Regions from separate parts of the Homo sapiens genome. Here region 1 is linked to region 2. A link is a contact called in ENCODE Hi-C or POLR2A ChIA-PET data. All regions are on one chromosome and are shown on one strand. Each heading gives the region's core, a stretch centred on a gene start or an enhancer-like site at or near the end of the contact. The rest is flanking DNA. Distances are from core to core; before and after follow the strand shown. Region 1 overlaps ANKDD1B (ankyrin repeat and death domain containing 1B). Region 2 overlaps CERT1 (ceramide transporter 1).

What was found. Hi-C counts contacts between places; a loop is a spot of excess contacts on that map. ChIA-PET counts read pairs that join two places held with the same protein, here RNA polymerase II (POLR2A). Pooled maps may share reads with other maps.
Region 1: a loop to region 2 is called in a pooled map, with 2.5 times the contacts of the local background. The contact joins two enhancer-like sites. A Hi-C loop is called at or near these places in 2 of 50 pooled maps. POLR2A ChIA-PET finds 5 or more read pairs at or near these places in 3 of 52 experiments (A549, CD4-positive, alpha-beta T cell and WTC11).

What each region holds. Positions count from the first base shown.
Region 1 is chr5:75,664,008-75,670,906 of GRCh38, reverse strand. ANKDD1B (ankyrin repeat and death domain containing 1B) reads right to left here. Exons shown (of 14, transcript NM_001276713.2): 12 at 3,914-4,115; 13 at 1,524-1,655. Among named protein-coding and RNA genes, the nearest start is that of POC5, 50 kb to the left of the region's middle. RefSeq lists enhancers at 3,427-3,928, 6,339-6,899. Within about 2 kb of position 1,671, at least 16 of the 41 ENCODE cell types and tissues checked have a DNase peak (open chromatin) inside an H3K27ac peak, as active enhancers do.
Region 2 is chr5:75,457,437-75,464,375 of GRCh38, reverse strand. CERT1 (ceramide transporter 1) reads left to right here. Exons shown (of 17, transcript NM_001379029.1): 3 at 5,195-5,311. Among named protein-coding and RNA genes, the nearest start is that of CERT1, 51 kb to the left of the region's middle. Within about 2 kb of position 3,240, at least 2 of the 41 ENCODE cell types and tissues checked have a DNase peak (open chromatin) inside an H3K27ac peak, as active enhancers do.

The DNA.
Region 1 (6,899 bases), core at 422-2,921, 210 kb before region 2:
TTCATTAAATCCCACAACAGCCCTTTGAAGTAAACATTTTTATTTTCTTTCCTAGTTAATAAATGAGAAGGTTGTCACAGGAAGGTCATAGAACTTGCTCGAGGTTTACAACCAGTCAGTCAGCTTTGGAGTTCAAGAGTGAGCTCACACAGCCTTGCGTCAGAACACATACCCTTAGCCAGTTCAGTGGACTGCATCTTCATCTTCTCTAAGAGTTCTTATGGAACCTCTTTCATAGGAAGAATACATTTAACCCTTTTCCCATTTAGAAAAAAAAGTGCAGCTCACTGCCAGCACTTCTTCAATTTTACATAAATACGCTCTTTGAGGCTGAAGCAAATCTGATTTTCATTGTGAAAAACAAATATACAAACTTCTTGGAGTTATTTCTAAACAGAACTAACATCAGAATAGTCTGAATCATCCGAATCATCAATTTCTGAAAAATTGGATTCATGGAATGAATCTTTGGCCAACAATTGTTTGAGAACGATGTTAACATCACATATAGGAATGCTACATTTTCTAGGACTTGACATTTTCAATGATCAAGAATTTCCATATTTTGTAAATGGAAATACCACTAGTAAAACCAGAATGCTATAAGTAGAATGATATCTTTTGTTTCCAAAGTCAATATACTAGAGTGATCCAAAAATAATAATAAAAACAAGATAATTCATGGCAAAGTTTTTTCAGGGTAAATGCTGCAAGCACCACTGGTGAGTATTCTCGGGGCCAATGGGAACAGGGTAAAAGTTGAGGGAAAAACTCCAATATTATGAGATCATGTGATGGAAGGTAAGTATCCACACATTGTTCCTTGTACCTACTACTGCTGGAAACTATTGGATCAGTCGGTGTTCACTCATTTATCTTCTTGCTCCAGGTAAAACTGCTTCAGTGAAAATAATGGCAGATGTTCCTGTATTTTGCTTGAATGCTTGTTATTACATGAGAGCTACAACACCGCCTAATTTATTGATAAGTTTTTAAAGGATCTTTCCTGACAATATGGTCAGTGATTTTGGCAGACTGATTTTTAGCAATAACCTCAGGTGGCAAAGTAATAGCCTGTCTGCTCTTTTTGTTCTACCTAGAGATAACATTTTCAAATACACTAACCTGCAGTTTATCAACAGGGGTAAAATGGCATTTTGAGCAAGACAACTCTTAGTCGTGGAGAACAATCCTATAACTGTATGGGATAGTTTAGCACTTCTGCCCCACCCCACCTGCCCCCACCACACATACACATAAACAAAAACACTCCCACACTTTTTCAAATGCTGAGTAGGGGGATGACACAGAACTGCCAGGCTAATGAGTAACCAGTATTGACTGGGTCATTCCCCAAAGGAGAAGCTGCTGACAGCTTACAAGCCCCTTCCATAGTTCCATACTCCGTGTGAGCCACAGCTAACACCACGCTGGGGCTGTAGCTGGTCAGGATGATATTTCTGTAGACTGCTTCCTGAAATTTTAAGGGAGAAAGAATTTCTGTTGTTGAAACTGTCACTTACCAGCTAGTTTTGGGAAACCTGCGTGTACCAGCTCTTCATACAGTTGCTTGGCCGGGTCACCCTGAGTCATCAGGGTCCCGTGTAGCCAGATAAGCAGAGCCCTGTGGCCATGTTCACGGAAGCTTTCATTTCCTGTGCCAAGCACAAGAGGTCCGAGGTAAAACACCACGAGCTGCTATCTCTTTCCATTGTGATCTCAGTTCCAACTAAACTTTCTGAATGACTGTTTGCTTGCCTGTTCCTCTTCGAAAAAAGCCCTTCCAGTTGCCCTCGCTGTGCTGCTTTATGATGACCAGCATTTGCTTTCCCTCCAGCCTGTGCTATGCACCTGCTATGCTTGGCACACACCCAAAGGAGTGTACAAGAGAGAGGACAGCTGTGGTGCCTGCCCAGGGGGAACAATTTTAATGAAATATGCAACTTCTCATAGACCAGTGCTCTTCAAACTCACAGTGCTTATTTCACCTGGGTATCTTACTAAAATGCAAGTTTGGATTCAGTAGGTCTGGGGTAAGAATCCATGCATCTAACAAACTCCCGGGTGCTGCTGCCACTGCTGCTCCATATTCCCCACTCTGAGCAGCAAGCATGCACCATTCATTCTGCCACTCCAGTCTCAAGGAAGCTACTCTGAGGGAAGTTTGCATCCCTGGGCCAGGATTATTCATTTGATAAATACTCACTGCATATCTCAGCCTAGAGAGGTGTTGGGGGAAGTACCGGGATAGGGAGCCACAAAGCCTCTGTGGTTCCCAACAGGACTTCACTACAGGCTCCTTGCTCTGAGAGAGAGTGTGCAGGAGCAGACATGCTGTGCAAGGGAAGGGCCTGAGCTCTGCAGGGGTGAGGGAGAAGTTCACTGGACAGACTGATATGGAGAAGCGGGCATTTCAGGGAGAGGGAACTGCATACTTACAGAATGTACTCCTGGACAAGTCCTCTGTTCCTTTCCTAATCTTGCTCTTGACAAACTAATTTTTCTTAAATACCATCATGAGTCTGTCACTCCTTTGATCAAAAGCCCACAAACTCCCCAGTGCCAGTAACCTTACCCTGGATCACAATATAATTGAATTGCAAGTGTCATTGTTATTGTGCCAACTAGATTATAAACTCCATCAAACATGCATGGCTTAGAGAGCTGATGTATCTATCCCTCATCCAGCAGAAATAAACACTCCAGGCCCTCCATAAAGGTTCCATCGAAACACTTTAAAATCCCCCTTATCCTGCTGGCAAGTACTCTGAAGATACACTATATTTTCAAGTCATCTCTTTAGGTCAAGTTAGAGTTCCAGGAGGCAACTCAATTTTCCTAAAGACTTCACAGAACACTATAAGCCTAATTAATGACAAAAAAGAAATCTTAACAATAAAAAAATTTTTCTAGTTAGAAACTAGTTAGTATTCAATGTTTTCAATACATTATCTTCTATTTTTCACATGAAAATGTATCCTAAGAATGTGCAATACAAAGTCTCATAATTTACTTGTATGTGGTATAAATAGTGTGTGCTCATGGACTGTGCTTCTGCCATCCCCAGTTCCCAGCAATCCCTAATACAAATAGACCCCTGAGCAAGGACACCTTCTCGTCTTAGGATGTCCATGAGAGGGCAGTGCTCTGAATAGAAAACTTTGCCAAGAAACATGTTTGCTTCATTGTTTTCAAAGCTAATTAGTTGATTAATGCCAAGTAAACTTTCTATGTTTCCTAGGTTTTCGTCTAACCACAAAAAACAAAATTAAGGAATCTAGCTGACCTGACTTCACTAATTATGACAGTTTGAGTCCAGCTGAAATGATTCCATTGCTTGGAATCATCTAGCCAAGAAAGCCCTCTGAGTCTGTATTTGCCGTGTCGCTCATGGCACAGCCAAGTCTCCCCTAAGGCAGTGTCCTACAACAACCCTTTCTCCTACACCCACCTGCTTTAAGGAATTCCTCTTTCTGGAGCGCAGACTTAAACAGCGAGCCTATTGATTACAGAATGAACCCATTCACCCCAGGACAGTCTCAAGGAACATAGAAATCAGATTGGCTTCCCACTGACACACCAACTGTTAAATCCTTGCTTGCTTCCTTAGTGACCGTCCAGTTGGGAATCTTACTGTCTCTCTAGGCTAAATGCACATGTCTGATATGGGTCAATACACATAATCATCCTTTACAAACTTCGGTTTACTGCAGACCATGAGTGTTCACTTTCTGCAAATCTTAATGCCCAAATCACTGGTGTGGACCTAAGCTAACTGCCCCTATTCCTGGGCCCCTTGAAGACTGCAGCTTATTGTGAGTGCCACACACTTCCTTGGAAGACCTCACACCAGGAGGCACTGCTGTTCCTAACAGTGAATTCCTCCTGCCCACATCATCTAGTCTGTACTCACCCGACCACTGCTCCTCAATGGCTCTAATCTGGTCATCTGTAAAGTTCCACGAACGGGCCAGCCTCTGCCACTCATTGGCCTTCAGCTGATGGTAAGCCAGGTCCCAGAGAAGCGTGCGAATGTGTCTGGTCTCCAGACTGTGATCTTGCTTGAATGTCAGAGTAAAGCCTGTTGACGGGTCCCTGATGCTCTCATGATGCTCCTAAAGTGAAAATAATTGTATCAGAAGATTTCAGACATGTTCTACTTATTACCTTATTTCAGAGTATATATGTTTTTCAAACATAACTAGTAAGGTGGTAACCGAGACTATGTTTTCAATGCCTCCTGTCACTGGATCATATATATATTTTTTTTTTTTGCCATCCAAAATGGAAATAAATGCTTGAAATTAAAAGCTTGGGTACCGTCTGTCTGACACAGGAAATGTGAGGGATTTTGCCTATTGTGTCCCATGCTGCTTAGAACAGAGAATGAGAACAGAGAGGCTGTCTTGGCAAAGGATGTGTCACAACAACAAAACCATCTTTAATGGCCTTTGTTTGAACCCATACCCCCATTTCTTCTTTTGGGTATTTGATGTTCTCATATTGAAGCTTCGGTGAGCCCAGATTGGCTGTATCCTTAATAAGACCCCACAGCTGGTCCCTCATTCATCCTGCTCTCTGGTGAGCATAAGGAGAGTAAACTAGGAGCCTAGCTCAGGCTGGGGCTTGGGGAAGAGGTGACTAAGGGAGTGGAGAGGACAGGAGTGGACATCATTTAAAGTCACTATAGCCAGGCTCAGACCAACAGCACTATGCCTAGATTGGCATCTTGTTTTCTGACTGTTGAAAGGTTCCTTTTGTCCCTTCTGCAGAATCCACCAGAGTCCTGCAGAATCAAACCACAAACACCGGAGAAAATCACTGAGTGAAAGCAGGCATCACTGCTTCCTAGAACTGCATGCTGTGCTTATGCCACTAGGCCTCCAGGTAATCCTCCTGCAGAAGTTTGCAGATCAGTTAAGGACATGCAGGACAAGTGGCCCACCAAGAAGTCTGGGACTTCCTTTCTCATGTATAGTGACTTCTATTTTTGTCTTTCACTTAAATAGAGGTGTATCTTAATGAAAATATTCTTGACAACAAGATGGGAATCCAGGCTGGGGCAGGAAATGAACCAAAACTGTCTAGGACCCTGGGTTTAAAAACTGATGAGAAGAACTTGATGGGCCCCCACCATGGATCCTTCACAGCATCAGAAACCTCCTCCAGGAAGCTCGACAAGGGAAATGCAATAAGCTCCTCCCGGGAAGCTTGGCCAAGAAGGGCAAAACCTTCCTCTAGTATCTGAACTTTGTGTACAGAAGTTGAAATAGGAATGGGAGGTGTGAATTACCCATAATTGTTTTAGAGACTGTAAAAAGCAGGGTCTTCTCCAACCCAGCCTCAGCTTTACTTCCACAGTGCCTAGCTCCCAGGAATTCTAAAAGAAGTAAGATTGAGGATGGGGAGCTCCAGCAAACTTGGGAGCTGTGGGCCACTTCACTTTGTCCTTCTCTCCTCATTCCATCTCCTGAAACAATGATGAATCCAACAAGATCAAGAGCCTAAATGTCACAAGGGAAAGGGAAGAACACAAAATGCTTCTGCATCTATCTTTGTGCGATAACATTTTTAGCTCTTCAAGAAACTTACATGGTTTGTGCCTTTCAGGATTGGATTGGGTGGTCCCTTAGGCTTCCATTGAAAAGGGCAGGAGATTTGGAAAGCCTAGGTCTTTTTCAGCAGCCAGTGAAGCATTAAATAGCTTGCCTGCCAAAACACTGAACTATTTGCAGGAATAACATGAGCCAGAACTGGTGGAAATTAAAATAACATAAGCCAGGTTTTAGGAAGCTCCCATTTGCCTCTGAACCACTGAATTTAATAATGGATGATTGGGTGGTTAGGTTAATGGATAAATGGATATGAGAGAGGAAATTTAAATCATATCTTTAATCCTTTTACTAGGAACCATTTTATATTAGGCGAGGATATAAACTTGTTCAATGAACAAAGAGAATTTAAAATAATAAATGCATTTGGTTAAAAAAATATTTAAAGATGTATCTTAAAAAACAAGTATTTCTCCCACTCCAGACCCCAGGACCCCAATTGTCACCGGAGTTAACAACTCTTACCATTTCTGGGGGTCTCCTTTAGCTATATTCATGTTTTATATATGGTTTTCAAAGTATACCTAACTCTTATGTCTTAAAGATTCATTAGGAAAGAGGGCATATTCATTTGGTGGGAAAGTAATTTATTCTTATCTACCCAAAATAATTTTTAAAGAGCTATCAGGAATTAAAAATAGAACCAATGAATATTTCTATTTCCAAAGAAAATGTGAAAGCAAGTTAAAGAGAAAGAGAAAAGATGGAACTTGGCAAAGTTGTCTTCAATAAAATACAATGATAATTTAAGAAATTGAGCCTGAGGATAGGAAAAGAGGAAGAGGTAAAGGGAGGAGATGGAAGAACATAGAAATATGAGGAATGGGAGAGAAGAAACAGAGTTCCAATTGTTAAAATAAAAAGTTTTACAAGCAAAGCACTTTTTTTGTTTTGTTTTACAGGCAAGAAAAGTTGCAAGGAGGATGGTGTGACCTTTAAAAGAATCCATATATATCAAGACTACCAAGCTAATTAAACAGGATTGTGAGAGAGAAGGAGATGAGTAAATGCTTTTTGCTTTAAGGATTTAAGGGAAATTTCCCAAGACTGGCCAGGTGGACAGCAATCCAGGTTTGTAGAAACTCAGGGTGGGCTCCAAGTGATTAGGGCCTGAATTCTGGAGCTAACACATTGGGCCAGGGGTAGCCACGCAGCCTAGAATGGAAACAACACATCACTATAAATCAAGAATGGTGCCTGGCAGTGCCATTCTTGCCTGAGGGCATGGAGTTGAATCTTGCAGGGGAGGGCAGTCTATTGAGAAGCTGCATGGGTAGCAGATATCAG
Region 2 (6,939 bases), core at 1,991-4,490:
CTCTAATGTTACTATGCGGTAGGTGAGTAGTCACCAATGCTTGGGATGGGCATGTGGGGTTTCAGGGGTCTAGTTGCACCTTTTAATGACTCAGTCAATTCTGGTCTCAGCTCCATCCATGCCTTAACCTCTAGTGCTACCTGCTGCCTCCAGTTCCTTTACTTCTCCAATGTTGTGTGCAAATTGGCTTGATTCTTTTGTCTTCTTTTCCCTGGTAGATTTTTAATTTTCAGTTTTCTCAAGCCTGTGAAACTGGTCCAGTTTTCCCATAGAACTGATGTTTATGGTTTCTTTTGCATAAACCTAGCACTTGACCCTCCCAGTCTTGAAACTTGAGAAAGTTACATTTGTCTTATCTGAATTCCTTTCTCAGGAAGCCAACCATCAGGCCTCCCAGGTAGTATCAAAGAACTGAAAACTTACCAGATCACTGCATCTGGACAATGAGATGCCAGAACTCTTACCTGGCATAAGTGCCTAACCAACCACCTGCTTCCTGTTGAGCAACTCCTTTTCCTTACCCCTCCCTAAGTCTTATGTTTCCACACATGGTTATATTTCTTCCCTCCTCTATAGACCCCTGATTTTAGTTAATCGGGGAGATAGATTTGAGACTGACCTCCCGTCTCAACTTTAGCACCCTATAAAGCCTTCTTCCCTGGCAATAATCATTGTCTCAGTGATTGGCTTGCTGTGCTGTGAGCAGCAGGACCTAGACCAAACCCCTGGTGTTTTGGTAACACCTGTTAAGTCATTTACCACATTCCAACTGTGAATTTTGGTGATAAGTTTTTTCTTTTTCTTTTGGACATTTATGTCTCTTTTGTTCCTATAAGGTTATTTTGGTAGGGAGTAGGTATAAGTGCCATGGATTTATTCACCTTTTGAAATTTTTTTGTCCTTAACAGTGAGTGTTGACATGAGAAAATATGGAACCCACTTTTTTATAGATGTCTTTTTCCTGTAGCATGCATTCTTAGTGGTGGTGATACTTGGTTCTTCGGGAGGGTTGAAATCATAGATAAAACAATGGTTTATGGCCCCAAAAAATTCTAATGGACAAAAATCTTATCCTTAGTATTTAATTGTGGGGTAGAGGGTTTGGTAATGCAAAAACCTTGAGAAACAGTGTCCTATAGCATTTCCTTTATTCTTGAAATTAATTAACTTTACAGAATATATATTCGTGTTAATCTTTCTGTGTCTGTTTTTCCTGGGCATAGTGTGTCTTTCTGTTATGTATGTTATATTTTCATGTTTGAAAACACCAGCTAAAGTATTTGCTTTATCTCCTTTGATACTCTACATTATTATATTTCTTTCATTTTGTGCTTTTCTCAAATCTGTTTAACATGTCCATGACTTTTTTTTTTTTTTTTTTTTTTGAGACGGAGTCTTGCTCTGTCGCCGGGCTGGAGTACAGTAGCGCCATCTTGGTTCACTGCAACTTCTACCTCCCGGGTTCAAGTGATTCTCCTGCCTCAGCCTCCTGAGTAGCTGGGACTACAGGCGCGCGCCACCACACCCAGCTAATTTTTGTATTTTTAGTAGAGATGGGGTTTCACCATGTTGGACAAGATGGTCTCGATCTCCTGACCCCGTGATCCACCCACCTCGCCTCCCAAAGTGCTGGGATTACAGGCGTGGGCCATCCATGACTTTTTAAACCTGGCTTTTTGTTGTTGTTTCCCACGTTTTTAACTCTGTTTTTTGTTTTTTTAACTCTGTCAGCCCTCTTTTCATCACTTGTCACCTTAATTCTTCTTTAAACTTTTTAGTCTTTTTTTCCTTTAGATCGGGGGTCCTCAAACCCTGGGCCACAGACCAGTACCAGTCCATGGCCTGTTAGGAACCAGGCCGCACACCAGGAGGTGAGTGTCAGGCAAGCCGACATTACCTCCTGAGCTCTGCCTCCTGTCAGATCAGCAGCAGCATTAGATTCTCATAGGAGTGCAAACCCTATCGTGAACTATTTATGCGAGGGATCTAGGTTGCACGCTCCTTATGAGAATCTAATGCCTGATGATCAAGGTGGAACAGTTTCATCCCAGAACCATTCCCCGCAACCTGTCTTTGGAAAAACTGTCTTCCATGAAACCGATCCCTGGTCCCAAAAAGTTTGTGGACTGCTGCCTTAGATCATATCTTATATTTATCACCTCTCAATGTTTTCCATCTAATTTTGGCCTCTATCCTACATTTGTTTCTTTCTAATAATTACTTCTCAGCACCAAAACAAGGAAAATGAGACCAGTGAGGAACTTACCTCAATCACAAAATTTAAGGAAGCAAGAAAAAACTCAATAATCAAGATAAATATTTTATTGCAATATTTTTTAAAAGGACTAAATTACTGTATAATGAGCAAAATATCAAAATTTTTAATAAAGACAGGATTGATTGTTACTGAATGAAACAATCTGTTAGAAGTTTGGGGCACATATGTGTGTGTAATATAGTGATGTGAGCTTTATTGCATAATACATCCTCTTAACCAAATCTGTCATTTCCTTTGCCCTGTAGACTCATCTTCTCTCGTTTTTTTTTTTTTTTTCACTTTGTTGAGATGTAAAACTTTTGTGTTATTCACAGACTTTCTATACCACTTACAATTCATGCTTTTCTCTTCTGTGCCACCTATGCTCCAGATCATAGATGGTAGAAATGGCTCCCTTGTCTGCATAAGAAGGTGTTTGCCAGAGAAAATGGTGAATTATGAGCTATATGTTCTTTTATTTTTCTAAAACTTTAATAAGTATATTTAACACATTACAAAATGTAAAACATTTTAAGAAATACTGGCTGGAAATATAATGGGAATTATCATGGAGTAAAAGTTTAAAACTCCTGGGCTACTTACAGCAATAGACTGATCATCTGCTTTACTTTATTTGGTTCTTTAGATTAGCATTTCCCAATCTTTTTGGCACCAGGGACCAGTTTCATGAAAGACAATTTTTCCATGTAGTGGGTGACGGGGGATGGCTTTGGGATGAAACTCTTCCACCTCAGATCATCAACCATTAGATTCTCATAAGGAGCGAACAACCTAGATCCTTTGTATACACAGTTCGTTGTAGGGTTTGTGCTCCTATGAGGATCTAATGCCGCTGCTGATCTGACAGGAGGCAGAGCTCAGGTGGTAATGCTTGCTTGCCTGCTGCTTACTGCCTGCTGTGCGGCCCAGTTACTAACAGCCCATGGACTGGCACGGGTTTGTGACCTAGAGTCTGGGGACTCCTGCTTTACATAGCATATGTTTCATTTCCTCCAAGAAGCTATTCTCAGTAATTAGACTTGATTCTTAACATGCCTGGATATTTATAATTCAGTTAAATTTATGATCATTATTTATGAATGTTGGACGTTATCGCTTATGTCTTTCTGTATTTATAATTACTGAAGCAGGATATGCATTGTTTTTCCCTTTTGCTTCTTTCTAGCACACTCTACTTCTCATTTGTAGGTTTATTATTGTCCAGCACATACTGATTCAGGAAATTTAACTTGAATCCTTTAATCAGTCAGAACCATGATTTCTTATCTTAAGTTGTTTCATAGCCTAAAGAAAATGGTAGAGTTAGTTTATATTGTGTTTGCTAAATAAACTGATGAGATAAAAGGTGGATGTTGTTAAGGGAGGGAGAGAATAAACAATAAACCCTGGGAGGAGTACAGGATGTAAATTGTGTTAAGCAAATAAGTTCACTGTCGTGTTGCCCAGAGCGGATTCTTTTCCCTCCAAGGTTAAGAATCTTTTTAGGAGAGGATATTGATTGACTCTCTCTACTGTATCTGGTGGAAAAAGAGGTGGTAAATGTGATGTATTCCTGTCATATTTTAATTCATTTATTGAGATTAAAAACAAGGATGTAAAACATTCATTTTTTATATTCTTGAGTCAAGAGCACTGAATCAAAAAGTTGACATTTTCACTAAATGTTTACACCTTAATGCGGAGTTTTCTCTAGATAGCTCATGTAGATCTTATGTAATATTCATTTTATTTTTTTCCTTTAGCTGGAAGTGCTCCTGGTTGTTACTATCAAAGACATGTAAAAGCCTAGAAGTTAATTTTAGATACTTAAAGGGAAATGTTAACATTTTTATCTTGCTTTGTTAAATTTCATAAGATTTGATAAATGAGATATCAAGAATATTTAATGAAATAAAATTATTAATGGGCATTTACTTTTGAATAATGGAGTAAGAAAAAAGTAGTAAATGTCTACTCTAAAACTTATTTTGGCCTTAAAAAATATATATGCTTTTAGCTCGGCACAATAGCTTGTGCCTGTAACCCCAGCAACATGAGAGGCCAAGGTGGGAGGATTGTTTAAGGCCAGGAGTTCGAGACCAGCCTGGGCAACATAGCAAGGCTCCATCTTTTTTTTTTTTTTTTTTTTTTTTTTTGAGACGGAGGACTCACTCTGTCACCCAGGCTGGAGAGCAGTGGCGCAATCTCGGCTCACTGAAACCTCGGCCTCCCGGGTTTAAGCAATTCTCTGCCTCAGCCTCCCAAGTAGCTGGGATTACAGGTGCCCACCACCACGCCCAGCTGATTTTTGTATTTTTAGTAGAGACAGGATTTCACCATCTTGGCCAGGCTGGTCTTGAACTCCTGACCTCGTGACCCACCTGCCTTGGCCTTCCAAAGTGCTGGGATTACATGCATGAGCCACCGTGCCCAGCCAGCAAGCCTACATTTTTAAAAAATTTTAAAAATTAGCAGGGCATGGTGGTATGTGCCAGTAGTCCCAGTTGGGAGGCATGAGGATCACCTGAACCCAGGAGTTCAAGGCTGGAGTGAGGCTGTGTTCATGCCATTGCACTCCAACCTGGGCAATAGAGCAAGACCCTCACCTCAAAAATAAATAAAAATAAAAGTTATCCTTTTGGTGGTGTTCTCACTAGTTAACTCAAAGCATTTGATGAAAAATATCAGCTCTGTTTTAGAAATAGATGTTTGTAGCATATGTGACAACTCATTTGTAAGAGTAGTGAGTGAAATTTGGCTTTTGGTAACTGTGCCTTTGTACATTCTTATCTTCAGACAAGTTATTTGAGCAGAAAAATAAAAAGTAACAAGTCTCCCACCAGCACAGAATGAGTATGTTCATGTTTTGGCTTTGGGGTGTAACACTTCTAAGGATATAATTAGCTTTGCTTTTCATTTTCTACTTTTTCTCCACAGCCTCACGATTTTGATGAATGTCGATTTGATATTAGTGTAAATGATAGTGTTTGGTATCTTCGTGCTCAGGATCCAGATCATAGACAGCAATGGATAGATGCCATTGAACAGCACAAGGTAAGATCCCTAATGTTTACCTGTCCATGGAGGACTAGGTAAGAGATTGTTGACAATACCTTAAAAAAAAAGTTGACATGTGACATTAGTTACTGAAACATTGAACATTATTTGGATGATAAAGATTAAAGCAGTTCATATGTAAATTTTTGAAATAATTTTTATTTTTAACACTTTAGTTGTACTAAGGGTATTTGCTATGATAAATATTACTCGGCTGGGCATGGTGGCTCACGCCTGTATTCCCAGCACTTTGGGAGGCCGAGGCAGGTGGATCAGCTGAGGTCAGGAGCAATACCAGCCTGGCCAGCATGGTGAAATCCCTTTTCTACTAAAAATACAAAAATTAGCCGTGCTTAGTGGTGAGCACCTGTAATCCCACCTACTCAGGAGGCTGAGGCAGTAGAACCGCTTGAATCCGGGAGGCAGAGGTTGCGGTAAGCCAAGATTGGGCTACTGCACTCCAGCCTGGGCAACAGAGCAAGACTCCATCTCAAAAAAAAAAAAGATAAATATTTTTCATTGTTAACTACATCAAAAATATACCCTTTTTCATAAAACACATTTCGATTTTTTATTTAGGTTTTGCTTCATAATAAATACCTTTTTAATGATCTAAATAAAAGGATTTTTGAAATAACATTGGATTATAAAACCCCAACTTATAAAAGTTTCAATGTTGATTTTTGTTATAACTTTTTGGGTAAATTCTTAGTACGAACATTTGTAAATCAGTTATTCTTTGTAAATGTGAGGCTATCTAATGATAAACCTATAGAAAGTCTTTTTTATATAAATATATAAGGTACATTCATATAATTTAAGCTAGTCTTTGACTTCTGTTAATAAATATTAAGTAGACTAAAGAAATACATTAATAAATCTGTATTATTAGCTAATTCAGTAATACCATGATAAAACAGAGAACGTTCTAAATCCACCATGTCATTCTTGAGTATGACTTAAGAGAAGTTTTGCTTGTTTACGTACTTGCCTATACTTGTTCGTTTGAGTTTCACAAAGTTGTAGTTGAAACACCTGTTTTGGTTATTTCTAACAGGCACAAAACACACACACACATACCACACACACACACACACACACATTTTTAACAGGCACAAAACACACACACACACACCACACACACACACACACGCGCGCCTATACCCATACACCCAAGAAAAACCAGTCTGGCTTGAGAAAGAAAAGCTAACACGATTGATAAAGAAGTATGCGATTGTGAAATCTCAGGCACTGTTTTGGGTATTTTTAACAAGCACAAAACACACACACACACCCCTACACCCACACACCCAAGAAAAACCAGTCTCACCTGAGATTTCACAATTGCATACTTCTTTATCAATCGTATTAGCTTTTCTTTCTTGGTTTATTGATTTAAGATTTCTCCCAGCCTAAATAAAATTGACTATGTTACCTTTCTTTTTTTTCTTTGTTTTAGCTTTAGGACTATATATTTAAACTTTAGTGTTAAGTTTTTAAAACATTTTCTAAGTCTTAGTTATCTTGGTAATGTTACTTCAGAAAAGTCTAAATATGGAAAAAAATTATTGTTTTTCTATTATTTAAAAGAGAAATGAGCTACTATTCAAAAAATCTCAATGCTC